3 separate regions of the Homo sapiens genome follow, and all the other regions are linked to region 3. Evidence: chromatin contacts called from ENCODE Hi-C or POLR2A ChIA-PET data. All regions are on one chromosome and are shown on one strand. Each heading gives the region's core, a stretch centred on a gene start or an enhancer-like site at or near the end of the contact. The rest is flanking DNA. Distances are from core to core; before and after follow the strand shown. Region 1 holds the start of FCHO1 (FCH and mu domain containing endocytic adaptor 1). Region 2 overlaps LOC124904653 (a long non-coding RNA gene). Region 3 holds the start of ARRDC2 (arrestin domain containing 2).

The links. Hi-C counts contacts between places; a loop is a spot of excess contacts on that map. ChIA-PET counts read pairs that join two places held with the same protein, here RNA polymerase II (POLR2A). Pooled maps may share reads with other maps.
Region 1: a pooled map shows a loop between it and region 3 (2.1-fold over the local background). The contact joins the promoter of FCHO1 here to the promoter of ARRDC2 in region 3. A Hi-C loop is called at or near these places in 1 of 168 maps with a recorded cell type or tissue (B cell) and 7 of 50 pooled maps. POLR2A ChIA-PET finds 5 or more read pairs at or near these places in 4 of 52 experiments (B cell, OCI-LY7, activated B cell and 1 more).
Region 2: a map of CD8-positive, alpha-beta T cell shows a loop between it and region 3 (2.7-fold over the local background). The contact joins the enhancer-like site here to the promoter of ARRDC2 in region 3. A Hi-C loop is called at or near these places in 2 of 168 maps with a recorded cell type or tissue (CD8-positive, alpha-beta T cell and gastrocnemius medialis) and 9 of 50 pooled maps. POLR2A ChIA-PET finds 5 or more read pairs at or near these places in 15 of 52 experiments (A673, B cell, CD4-positive, alpha-beta T cell and 12 more).

What each region holds. Positions count from the first base shown.
Region 1 is chr19:17,750,005-17,753,656 of GRCh38, forward strand. FCHO1 (FCH and mu domain containing endocytic adaptor 1) reads left to right here and starts at 1,473. Exons shown (of 29, transcript NM_015122.3): 1 at 1,473-1,573. It overlaps FCHO1-AS1 (FCHO1 antisense RNA 1), which reads right to left and starts at 1,393. Exons shown (of 5, transcript XR_007067152.1): 1 at 1,212-1,393; 2 at 654-746. RefSeq lists an enhancer at 3,631-3,652.
Region 2 is chr19:18,287,531-18,291,353 of GRCh38, forward strand. It overlaps LOC124904653 (a long non-coding RNA gene), which reads right to left. Exons shown (of 2, transcript XR_007067155.1): 2 at 3,060-3,823. Among named protein-coding and RNA genes, the nearest start is that of MIR3188, 7.4 kb to the left of the region's middle. RefSeq lists enhancers at 162-1,005, 2,460-3,099, cis regulatory regions at 2,749-3,117, 3,697-3,823 and a silencer at 3,152-3,201. Within about 2 kb of position 1,640, at least 4 of the 41 ENCODE cell types and tissues checked have a DNase peak (open chromatin) inside an H3K27ac peak, as active enhancers do; they include CD8-positive, alpha-beta T cell, where a contact is called at or near this core.
Region 3 is chr19:18,006,444-18,010,127 of GRCh38, forward strand. ARRDC2 (arrestin domain containing 2) reads left to right here and starts at 1,727. Exons shown (of 8, transcript NM_015683.2): 1 at 1,727-2,141; 2 at 2,268-2,334; 3 at 2,528-2,675; 4 at 3,149-3,251; 5 at 3,340-3,596. The coding sequence starts at 1,868. RefSeq lists an enhancer at 1,781-2,000.

The DNA of each region.
Region 1 (3,652 bases), core at 223-2,722, 260 kb before region 3:
GGACACCCAGCCAGGCACCACTCGATTCCCAGGATGGGAGCTCGGGTCTTGCCTTTGTTGCTGATGTGGTTCCTGCTTTGTTTTATCTGTTCTGGGGCTGCTCACATGTCTCAGCCCCAGGTTTGCAAGACTTGGTGCCGGGAAGGCAGGATGGGGACCTCTGAGTCAGCTGGCAATGTGCTGTGTAACCTTGGGCAAGTCTCCGGCCATCTCTGGGCTTTGTGCTGGTACTGTACAGGCTGGGAGACTTGGGTTCTAGCAGGGCTGACTTCTCCATCAGACCCAAAATGCCCAGTGTCTCAGGCTCACAGTGCTTTTAGGGGTCCCTAGGTTGATGTTTTCACTTCTTTTAAAATCCAAAGGGAAAAAAATGAACTCTTGGGTTGAAGGAAACATTTTTGTGTATAATATTAATATATTTGTCTTTATGTCAATGTAGTTGTAAAATACAGTTTTGTTTTGTTTTGTTTTTGAGACAGAGTCTCTCTCTGTCACCCAGGCTGGAGTGCAGTGGCTCGATCTCCGCTCACTGCAACCTCCATCTCCTGGGTTCAAGCGATTCTCCTGCCTCAGCCTCCCGAGTAGCTGGGATTACAGGCATATGCCACCCCACCCAGCTAACTTTTGTATTTTTAGTAGAGACGGGGTTTTACCATGTTGCCCAGGCTGTTCTCGCACTCCTGGGCTCAAGCAATCCACCTGCCTCGGCCTCCCAAAGTGCTGGGATTCCAGGCATCAGCCACCACCTAAAATATAATTTTAAATTTCTTTTGTAGTGAAGGAAAGCGCTCATGAATGCAAAAATGTCTTCCCCTTTCTTTTCTTTTTTTTTTTTTTTTGAGATGGAGTCTCGCTCTGTCGCCAGGCTGGAGTGCAGTGGCGCAATCTCGGCTCACTGCAACCTCTGGCTCACTGCAACCTCCACCTCCCGGGTTCAAGTGATTCTCCTGCCTCAGCCTCCTGAGTAGCTGGGACTACAGGCATGGGCCACCACGCCCAGCTAATTTTTGTATTTTTAGTAGAGACGGGGTTTCACCGTGTTGGCCAGGATAGTGTCAACCTCTTGACCTCGTGATCCACCCACCTTGGCCTCTCAAAGTGCTGGGATTACAGGCGTGAGCCACCGCGCCTGGCCATGTCTTCCCCTTTCTGAGCGCATTTCCCTCTCTGAGCCTCAGTTTGCCCAGTCTGTGAAGTGGGTATCGGCCTACCTCAGGATGGCAAGATGTTGAATGCCTGGGCCAGGGTTGGTGCTCAGTTATTTCCCAATTGCCATGATTAATATTTGTTCGGTAAGAACAGCTCCAGGTTCAGGCCGGGGGGCTCCAGGTTCAAGCGCCTCTTGTTTACTCACCCATGGCCTGTGTGGTTCCAGGGAGGTCCCATGGGTGCTGATCGGGCGGGGGAGGAAAGGTGGCGGTTGGATGGTAGGCGGGGCGGGGTGAGCTTCCTGTCCCCCCCCCAACCCATGCACACAAGCCTCCAACTTGGTGCTGACGGAAGTGGCCTCGTGGCTGTCTCCTGGCGCCTGCCCCGTCAGACAGGGGCCCCATCCCACTCGCTACCCTGTCCGGTGAGTTTGAGCCCTGGCCAGTAGATACCCATCATCTCGCCTTGGCCCCCCTCAGGAACAGAGGGGAGGCCCCCCTGCCCGGAGCCTGGGTTTCAGGAGAAGTAGCAGGTGTCACTTCCTGGGCTGGCCAAAGCCTGCATGGGGCCACCCGTTGCCCTGCCCCCCGTCCCCCATTCCAGCTGTGAGTGGTGGTTTGGGTTAGGGGGGCGGCAAGGGGAGCTTGGAAACCCAGAGAGCCACGCGTGATGGTTTCAAACAGGAGGTCATTGGCAGACAGACCAGGGGCAAAATCACAGTCAGCCGGGACCAATGATTGATCTCTCTGTGCCTCGGTTTCCTTCATAAAGTTGGGGTTGCCTCTGAGGGCATGGCATGAAGATTGGATGAGCAGATGCGTGTGAATAGTTGGGTACAGGGTCGCACACATACTGGTGCTCCATGTGTATCTGTCTGCCAGAGGTGGGGTGAGGCAATCTAATTGAAACTGTGAAAACAGTAGTGAGATTCTTGGTTTCTGGGGAACTTGGGCTCCTTGGTTCCTGGGATCTTCTAGAACAATGTTGGCCATCCAATACAGCAGCCATCAGCCCCATGTAGCTACTGAGCCTTGGAAGAGAGGCTGGCACAGCTGAGGAGCTGGGCATATAATTGTATGTATGTATGTATGTATGTATGTATGTATTTAATTATTATTTTTTTAAGACAGAATCTCACTCTTTCAACCAGGTTGGAGTGCAGTGGGGCAATCTTGGCTCACTACAACCTCCGCCTCCCAGGTTCAAGTGATTCTCCTGCCTCATCCTCCCAAGTAGCTGGGACTACAGGTGTGTGCCACCACGCCCTGCTGATTTTTATATTTTTTGGTAGAGATGGGGTTTCACCATGTTGGCCAGGCAGGTCTCGAACTCCTGACCTCAAGTGATCCACCCACCTCGGCCTCCCAAAGTGCTGGGATTACAGGCGTGAGCCACTGCGCCCAGCCAATTGTATTTAATTTTACTTGGTTTAACATTAATACAAAAATTAATACAAAAATTAAGGCCAGGGGTTGTGGCTCATGGCTGTAATCCCAGCACTTTGGGGGTCCCAGGCAGGAGGATGGCTTGAGCTCAGGAGTTCGAGACTGGCCTGGGCCACACTAGTGAGACCTAGTCTCTACAAAAAAAAAAAAAAAAATTTATTTTTAATTAGTTAGACATGTAGTCCCAGCTACTCGGGTGGCTGAGATGGGAGGATCACTTGAGCCTGGGAAGTCGAGGCTGCCATGAGCTGTGATCATGCCACTGCACACTCCAGCCTGGGTGACAGAGCAAGAACCTGTCTCCAGAAAAAATAAAAAAATAAAAAAAACTTAATACAAAAATTATTCAGGCGTGAGCCTGTAGTCTCAGCTACTCGGGAGGCTACTATTCAAGGCTCCCTTGAGCCTGGGAGGTGGAGGCTGCAGTGAGCTATGATCGCACCACTGCACTCCAGCCTGGGCAACAGAGCGAGACCCTGTCTCCAAAAAAAAAAAAAATTAAGTCACCACATGGGGCTAGTGGTTCCCATGCCAGTCAGCACAGCTCTAAGAGATTTGGAGATGCTTAGGGTCCTGGTCATGGACAGAAGCTAAGAAATGATATGGAAATTTAGGGCTTTTCCCCTAGGGATGTCAGTGTAGCATGCTCACCACCCTACCCCTGCCACCAAACTAGGTTTCCTAAGGGGGTGTGGTGGGGACTGAAGTTTTTCAGGGGCCCTGTCATTAACCAGTGCAGGGTTGGGAATGTTTGTTGAAACAAATAATTCCTTGCCCAGTGAACTCCTATTCATGCTTTAAAACCCCAACTCCCATGAGCCCTCCTTTAGTCCAGGTTCTTTTGGACCTTGTCCCTCCATCTGGCCCAGCCCTGACCATGCAGGACGGTGATATCTGTGTCCAGCTCTGTCTCTCTAGACTGGGGACTCCTGCAGGGCCAGGCCCGAGGCTGAATCAACTCAGGGACCCTGACATTGTTCTAGTCTGGGTGAGCAAGTAGGAGGTCTTGGGTGACTCACAGAAGTCCCGGGATTGGAGGCTCAATGATAATGGGTCCA
Region 2 (3,823 bases), core at 390-2,889, 280 kb after region 3:
GTTTAAAGCAACCTGCAGGCCGGGCACAGTGGCTCAGGGCAGTAATCCCAGCACTTTGGGAGGCCAAGGAGGGAGGGTCGCTTGAGCCCAGGAGTTTGAGACCAGCCTGAGCAATCTAGTGAGACCTCTTCTCTACAAAAATAAAAAAGTTCGCTGGGCATGGTGGTACACGCCTGTGGTCCCAGCTACTTGGGAGGGTGAGGTGGGAGAATCGCTTGGGCCCGGGTAAGTTGAGGCTGCAGTTTAATTTTTAGTCTTTATTTGAACACCCAGAAACCAAAAATCACGTTGATAAATCGGAAAGCCCCAAAGAAAACCGAGTTAAGCAGGCAGCCGAAGGGGTGAGGTGGAGCCAGGCACTCACGACCCCACAGCGGGGAGGTGGGGCTTGTGAGGACCCTAATCCAGCGCTTAGGACCCTTAGGCTCGCAGAGGCGGGACTTGCAGGGAAAGTGCCCCGACTGCCGGACCCCCGCAGGGCGGTCGGGAGTGGGGCGCCAGACTCGGGCTGGGGGCGCTGTCTGGCCCGCACATTCCTGAGGATCAAGTTACCCGAGAAGGCTGAGGCCTCTCTGTTCCCCTCCTGCCAGGCTTCCGCCCTCTCCAGGAGCAGGAACCGCAGTCTGTCCCCAGTCCAGCGCAGGTGTCTGCCCAGCCTCTCGGAGGGGACCCAGGCCCTGCCCTCTGGACTGGCACCGGATCCCTCCTGCCTCATAAAACCATTTTACAGATGAGGAAACTGAGGCACAGCCCCCCTTCAGCATTGATGGAACCAGATTGAACCTGGCTCTGCCAGCTTTATGACCATTTTTACTAACTGGGCAGGCCTAGAAGAATGGTTCAGTCAAGTGTTTGTTGATTGACTGACCATCTAGAATCAGTCTCCAAAGCCTCTTATTATAGCACAAGGAGAAAAGAACTTCCCATACCACTTACCCTCCTACCCCACCCTAGGACAGACAGGACCCCTGCACTTATCCAGCATGCATTTAATGTGCACTTCCTGTATGCCCAGGCCTGGGTTAGGCCGTTTCACAGGTAGATACTGGAGAACCAGAGGGTTTGGGGATCAGAAGGTAGTGAATTTGCTTTCTTTAGACCAACTTCAGAAATTGGTTTGGGCCAGGCAAAATGGCTCACCCCTGCAATCCTAGCACTTTGGGAGGCCGAGGCAGGAGGACTGCTTGAGGCCAAGCATTCAAGACCAACCTGGCCAACATAACATGACGATACCCCCGTCTCCAAAAAAAAAAAAAAAAAAAGAGGCCAGGCACCGTAACTCATGCCTGCAATCCCAGCACTTTGGGAGTCTGAGGCGGGCGGATCATGAGGTCAGGAGATCGAGACCATCCTGGCTAACACGGTGAAAACCTGTCTCTACTAAAAATACAAAAAAAAAATTAGCCAGGCGTGGTGGGCAGGTACCTGTAGTCCCAGCTACTGGGGAGGCTGAGGCAGGAGAATGGTGTGAACCCGGGAGGCGGAGCTTGCAGTGAGCCAAGATCGCACCACTGAACTCCAGCCTGGGTGACAGAGTGAGACTCTGTCTCAAAAAAAAAAAAAAAAAAAAAAAAAAGATAAATTGGTTTGTAGTCTGAGCAGGGTGGCTCATGCTTATAATCCCAGCTCTTTGAGAGGCAGAGACAGGAGGATCTCCTGAGCCCAGAAGTTCAAGAGCAGCCTGGGCAACATAGCAAGAACCCATCTCTACAAAAAGATAGAAAAATTAGCTGGTTGGGAGGCTGAGGCGGGCGGATCACAAGGTGAGGAGATCGAGACCAGCCTGGCCAACATGGTGAAACCCCATCTCTACTAAAAATAGAAAAATTAGCCGGGTGTGGTGGCGCATGCCTGTAATCCCAGCTACTCAGGAGGCTGAGGCAGGAGAATCGCTTGAACCTGGGAGGCAGAGATTGCAGTGAGCTGAGATCGTGCCACTGCACTCCAGCCTGGGCAACAGAGCGAGACCCTGTCTCAAAAAAAAAAAAAGCTGGTTTGGTTTTTTGTTTCTTGGTTGTTTTGGGCCAAACTCACATACCATCATTCATCGATTCAACCATGCTTTTTTTTTTTTTTTTTTTTTTGGAGACAAAGTGTCACTCTGTCTCTGAGGCTGGTGTGCAGTGGCACGTTCTCAGCTCACTGCAATCTCTGCCTCCCAGGTTCAAGCAATTCTAGTGCCTCAGCCACCAGAGTAGCTGGGATTACAGGCACATGCCACCACACCAACTAATTTTTGTATTTTTAGTAGAGATGGGGTTTCTCCATGTTGACCAGGCTGGTCTTGAACTCCTCACCTCAAGTGATCCGCCTGCCTCAACCTCCAAAAGTTCTGGGATTATAGGCATGAGCCACTGCGCCCGACGACCATGCTCTATTGAGTGCCCGCTGTGTGCTGGGCAGGTGGGTTCTCACCGCCCAGAGGTGATGTTCTGGGGGACTGGAAGCAAGGTCATTTTAGAGAAGCATGCTGTAGGTTGGTCTCACGATTTTCCTTTAAGTTGGCCCCCTTTTCTGTTTTTACTTCAGTAAATACATTTTAAAAGGGAACCTTCATGTCACCACCAAGAATGGAAAACCAGTTTCTCTTGCTATAAATAGAAGGAAACCAAAAAACTATGAAATGAGAGCAAAGTCAGGCATTCCCACCTCAGGAACACTCAGGGCTGGGGCTGGACTTCGAATGTCTGAGTCTTATCAAAGGCAGGGAAGCCCCAAGCAGAAGGGCAGGAGGGGCCACAGGGACCCACTTGGCAGATGCTCCAGTCCCGTGGGTCCCAGCACACAGTAGGTGCTTGATGAATGTGTGTTGATCTGTTAACATGCAACCCATTATTGTAGGTGCCCCCCCCCACCATGATGTGTGGGTTTTGCCTGCATCCGACCACATACTCGTGGCTTTTCCAGGTACTGAGCCATTTCCCCGCTGACAGACTGAGGGCAGGGTGGTGCCTGAATGGGGAGGGGTGGGGGAGGTGGCAGGCAGCTGCCTCTTGGGCAGGGGACCCCACAGGGGCCTCTCTGGGGAGGCTTCGGTTTGGTTTGGTGACATGCCAGGATGCAGCTCTGGGCAAACGTTTATTTGCAGCCTTGGGGCTGTCCCCACCCACGGTCCTGTGGGCCCCTGACGTCTGTCCACACTGAGATGTGGGCCCCTGTGGCCCGCCGCCCTCCCTGGCTGTCTGTGGTGTGTGAATCAATGAATGAGTGAATGAGTAAAGGAATGAATGCAATAAGTAGCATAATGGATGAGTTCGTAGAATAATGAATGGATGAGTGAATTAATGAATGAGTGGAAGTATTCATGCTGCCAAGATGGGAAACCCATTCTCCAGGTATTCTTTTTTTTTTTTTTTAAGACACAGTCTTGCTCTGTCGCCCAGGCTGGAGTGCAATGGCACTATCTCGGCTCACTGCAGCCTCCACCTCCTGGGTTCAAGTGATTCTCCTGCCTCAGCCTCCTGAGTAGCTGGGATTACAGGCGTGCGCCACCACGCCCGGCTAATTTTTGTATTTTTGTAGAGACGGGATTTCACCATGTTGGCCAGGCTGGTCTGGAACTCCTGACCTCAAGTAATCCGTCCGCCTCGGCCTCCCAGAGTGCTGGGATTACAGGCGTGAGCCATCTAGATATGCTTTGTCCCCTTTTTTCGGATGGACAAACTGAGGCTGTCAGCCAAGAAAGGCTTCAGTATGTGGAAGGCAGATTCGAAGCCAGTTGGCCCTGCACATCGTGGGCTGCATTTCTGCACCAAGACTGGGGGTTCCTGGAGCGAGCTTAGGGGTCCGGACTGGTGCAGACGGGGCGCTGGACCTGGCCCCC
Region 3 (3,684 bases), core at 477-2,976:
GCGAAACCCCTTCTCCACCAAAAAAACCAGTCAGGCGTGGCGGCGCGCGCCTGCAATCGCAGGCACTCGGCAGGCTGAGACAGGAGAATCAGGCAGGGAGGTTGCAGTGAGCCGAGATGGCAGCAGCACAGTCCAGCTTCTGCTCGGCATGAGAGGGAGACCGTGGAAAGAGAGGGAGAGGGAGACCAAGGGGAGAGGGAGAGGGAGAGGGAGCTTAAAAATTGTTAAATTGTTATACATTTAAGGAAAAAACAGTGACACTGGAGGGGCGAGGCCAGTGGAGGTGCTGTGTGACCTCGGGCAGAGCCCCACCCATCTCTGGGCCTTTGGGGTCCGTCTGCGAAATGAATTGAGGGAGGCGCTGGCTCAGTAGTCCCTTCAGGGTTACCTAATCCCGCTTCTCCTCCCGGACTTAACGGCCTACTGTCTCCCCTCTAGTATCCATTGAAACCTGGCCTAAGGTCCCAGACCTTCCTTTCAACTCCAAAGACCCATCCTCCCAGGCAGCCTTCCAGGCTGATCACTGTGCCTCCAACTCCGTCGTTCCTGTTCCGATCCCCATCACGGGCTGAGGGTGACCGTGTTTGTTTATGACCGCCCCCTCCACCCACACACCTCACTGAGGTGGTGGAAGTCTCCTGAGCCAGGCTCAGAGGCGGACAGTCACGGCAGGGGATGGGTTCAGCGGCAGCGCATTACGCTGCCACGAGAGGGCGCCAGCGTCCCGCAGACGACGCAGAGGCAACTCCCGCTGGAGAAACTCCATGCGACTTTTCTTTGGGGAAACTGAAGCCCAGAGAGAGGTCACGCCGTCCCGTGGCCACACCGCAGCTGTGGACCTGGGGGTGCCCGAGCGTCCCCTGCATTCAGCTCTGTGGCGGGACGGGGGCTGAGGATGACTGGAGCAGGCACAAGGGCTGCGGGGAAGGTAGGGTTTGCCAGAGGCTGAAAATTGGGAAGGGAACATCATTTCGTAGGTACCGCTCCTGGGCGAATGCGCCGAGGCGCGACCGAGTGACGGTATGTCAAGAGCAGGTTGATGACCCGGGAGCGAGGCTCTTGGAGGAGTCCAGCTGGGGCTGCACGATGATCCATGCACAACCTTCTGAGGTCAGGACTGATTTTTACTTTCTCCCGGCTCTACAGAGGTGGAAACTGAGGCTCCAAGAGGTTGTCATTTGCCCAGAGCCACCAGCTAAGCGGGACTTGAATCAGGAAAGGGGTGCAGCAGGCACCAGTGTGGAGGGCGGTCCCACCCACCTCCTCCACTTCTCCCTTTGCATAGCGGGGGAAACAGGCCTGGAACAGTCATAGGCTCTCTGGCCCTCAACTGGGGCGAGAGTCCCCCGCCCCAAATCGGGCTGGACATGCCTCGAGTCACGTCAACGAGGGGCGGCTGGTGAGTGATTAAGCCGAGAGGCTGAAGGCTCTGCTAGGTGACCTCAGGCCTGGGCCCTGCCTCTGCACCTCTTTTTTTCCTCTTTACCCCCGGGGTCCGCGAGAGACCAGCTCTGGCAGCCTAAGGGCTTCAGTTTCTCCCCGGGGTCCGCGAGGGAAGGGGGCAGCCGGCGGTGAGCAGGGGCGTTTGTTATTTTGCTCCACGCCTGGGCAGAGCCACGCCCCTTGTCGCGCTATTGGTGGAGTCCCTTCCCGGGGCGGGGAAGAGACGGTGACCCCACCCCCCCCCGCCCTGCCGTATAAAAGCGGCGCCGACGCACGGCGCGGGGATTTTCTGCTCCGGTTGGTGAGCGCGCCTGCGCGTTGACGGCGATTTTGCGTTCTGAGGCTGCAGCGTCGGCATCTTGAGCTGCCGGTTCGCGAGTTCGAGGCCAGGTTCCGCCTGTCGTGGGTTCGCACCCCGGACGCGATGCTATTCGACAAGGTGAAAGCGTTCTCGGTGCAGTTGGACGGCGCGACCGCGGGCGTCGAGCCCGTGTTTAGCGGCGGCCAGGCCGTGGCGGGCCGGGTGCTGCTGGAGCTGTCAAGCGCCGCGCGTGTGGGTGCCCTGAGGCTGCGCGCGCGGGGCCGCGCCCACGTGCACTGGACCGAGTCGCGCAGCGCGGGCTCGAGCACGGCTTACACGCAGAGCTACAGTGAACGCGTGGAGGTCGTGAGCCACCGCGCCACGCTCCTGGCGCCAGGTACGGATGGAGGACCCCTGCTCCAACACCAGTTGTGTGCCTCCCACCACCTGGACGGCGGTACCTCCGTCAGCCCTGGGACCCCAGCGCAACCGCTCAGTCGCCTCCTTTTTCTCCTACCTGCAGATACCGGGGAGACCACGACGCTGCCTCCTGGGCGCCATGAGTTCCTGTTCAGCTTCCAGCTGCCCCCGTAAGTCCTCTGGGGTGCAGGGTTGCCCTAAGCCTGCAGCCCCTTCCAGATTGGTACCTCCAATACTGGATATCTGGGCACCTCTGAGCCCCAAGACTCTCCCCCTGGGAGGCCCCCGGAGTGTCTGTGTCTCCTTCTCCCTGCCTGCTTGTCTCTGTATCTTGTCCCCTGAAGTCCCGTCCCTCCACCCTAGGACCCTGGTGACATCCTTCGAGGGCAAACACGGTAGTGTCCGCTACTGTATCAAGGCCACCCTGCACCGGCCCTGGGTCCCAGCACGCCGGGCAAGGAAGGTGTTCACTGTCATCGAGCCTGTGGACATCAACACGCCAGCCCTGCTGGTGAGTGGCCACCCTTGGGGAGGTAGGTTGGGAGTATTGTAGGAAGGGGCCTGCCTGGCTGCTGGGCGACACCAACCAATAAGATGGAGGTCATAGGTGGGCCCTGGCAGGGAGGGAGGCAGGTGTGGGAATGCGTGTGGAATCCACTGGGATCTGCACCCATTTGCCGTGTGACTCTGGGCAAGTGTCTTGAAGCCCTCTCTGAGCCTCAGATGCCTCTTCTGTGAAATAGACCAGAGCTAGGGCTTACCAAGTGTGAATTACACACCAAACACTTGGCTTATACATTTCATTTCTGGCTTTATAAGATGGGTTGTGTTCCTGGCTCTATTTAACGGATAGTTCCTGGATTGTTAAAAAGAAACCAAGCCCTGCCCAAAGTCCTCCCTCAGCTGGGGGTGGTTTGGAAGCTCCACAGCGACTGTGGTTTGCACAAAGTGACTCATCCATGTCACTTTCCTCTACACCGACAGGCACCTCAAGCGGGGGCTCGGGAAAAGGTTGCCCGATCCTGGTACTGTAACCGTGGCCTAGTCTCCCTTTCGGCCAAGATCGACCGCAAGGGCTACACCCCAGGTAGCAGGCGGACCGGACTGGGTTGGGACGGGGGCTGGTGTTGGGGTTGCAGGAGGGGAAACTGAGGCCCCACTGCTCCTTGCTGCAGGAGAGGTCATCCCTGTCTTTGCCGAGATCGACAACGGCTCCACACGTCCTGTGCTGCCTCGGGCAGCCGTGGTGCAGACACAGACGTTCATGGCCCGAGGCGCCCGAAAGCAGAAACGGGCAGTGGTGGCCAGCCTCGCGGGCGAGCCGGTGGGCCCCGGGCAGCGGGCGCTGTGGCAGGGCCGGGCACTGCGGATCCCCCCAGTGGGTCCTTCCATCCTGCACTGCCGCGTTCTACACGTGGACTACGCACTCAAGGTAGGGCATCCTGCTGGCCCTGGGGGACAGTGCCTACATTCACCCTGTATTCCCTCAGACTGGGGGAAGCTGAGGCCTCAGTCTCCCC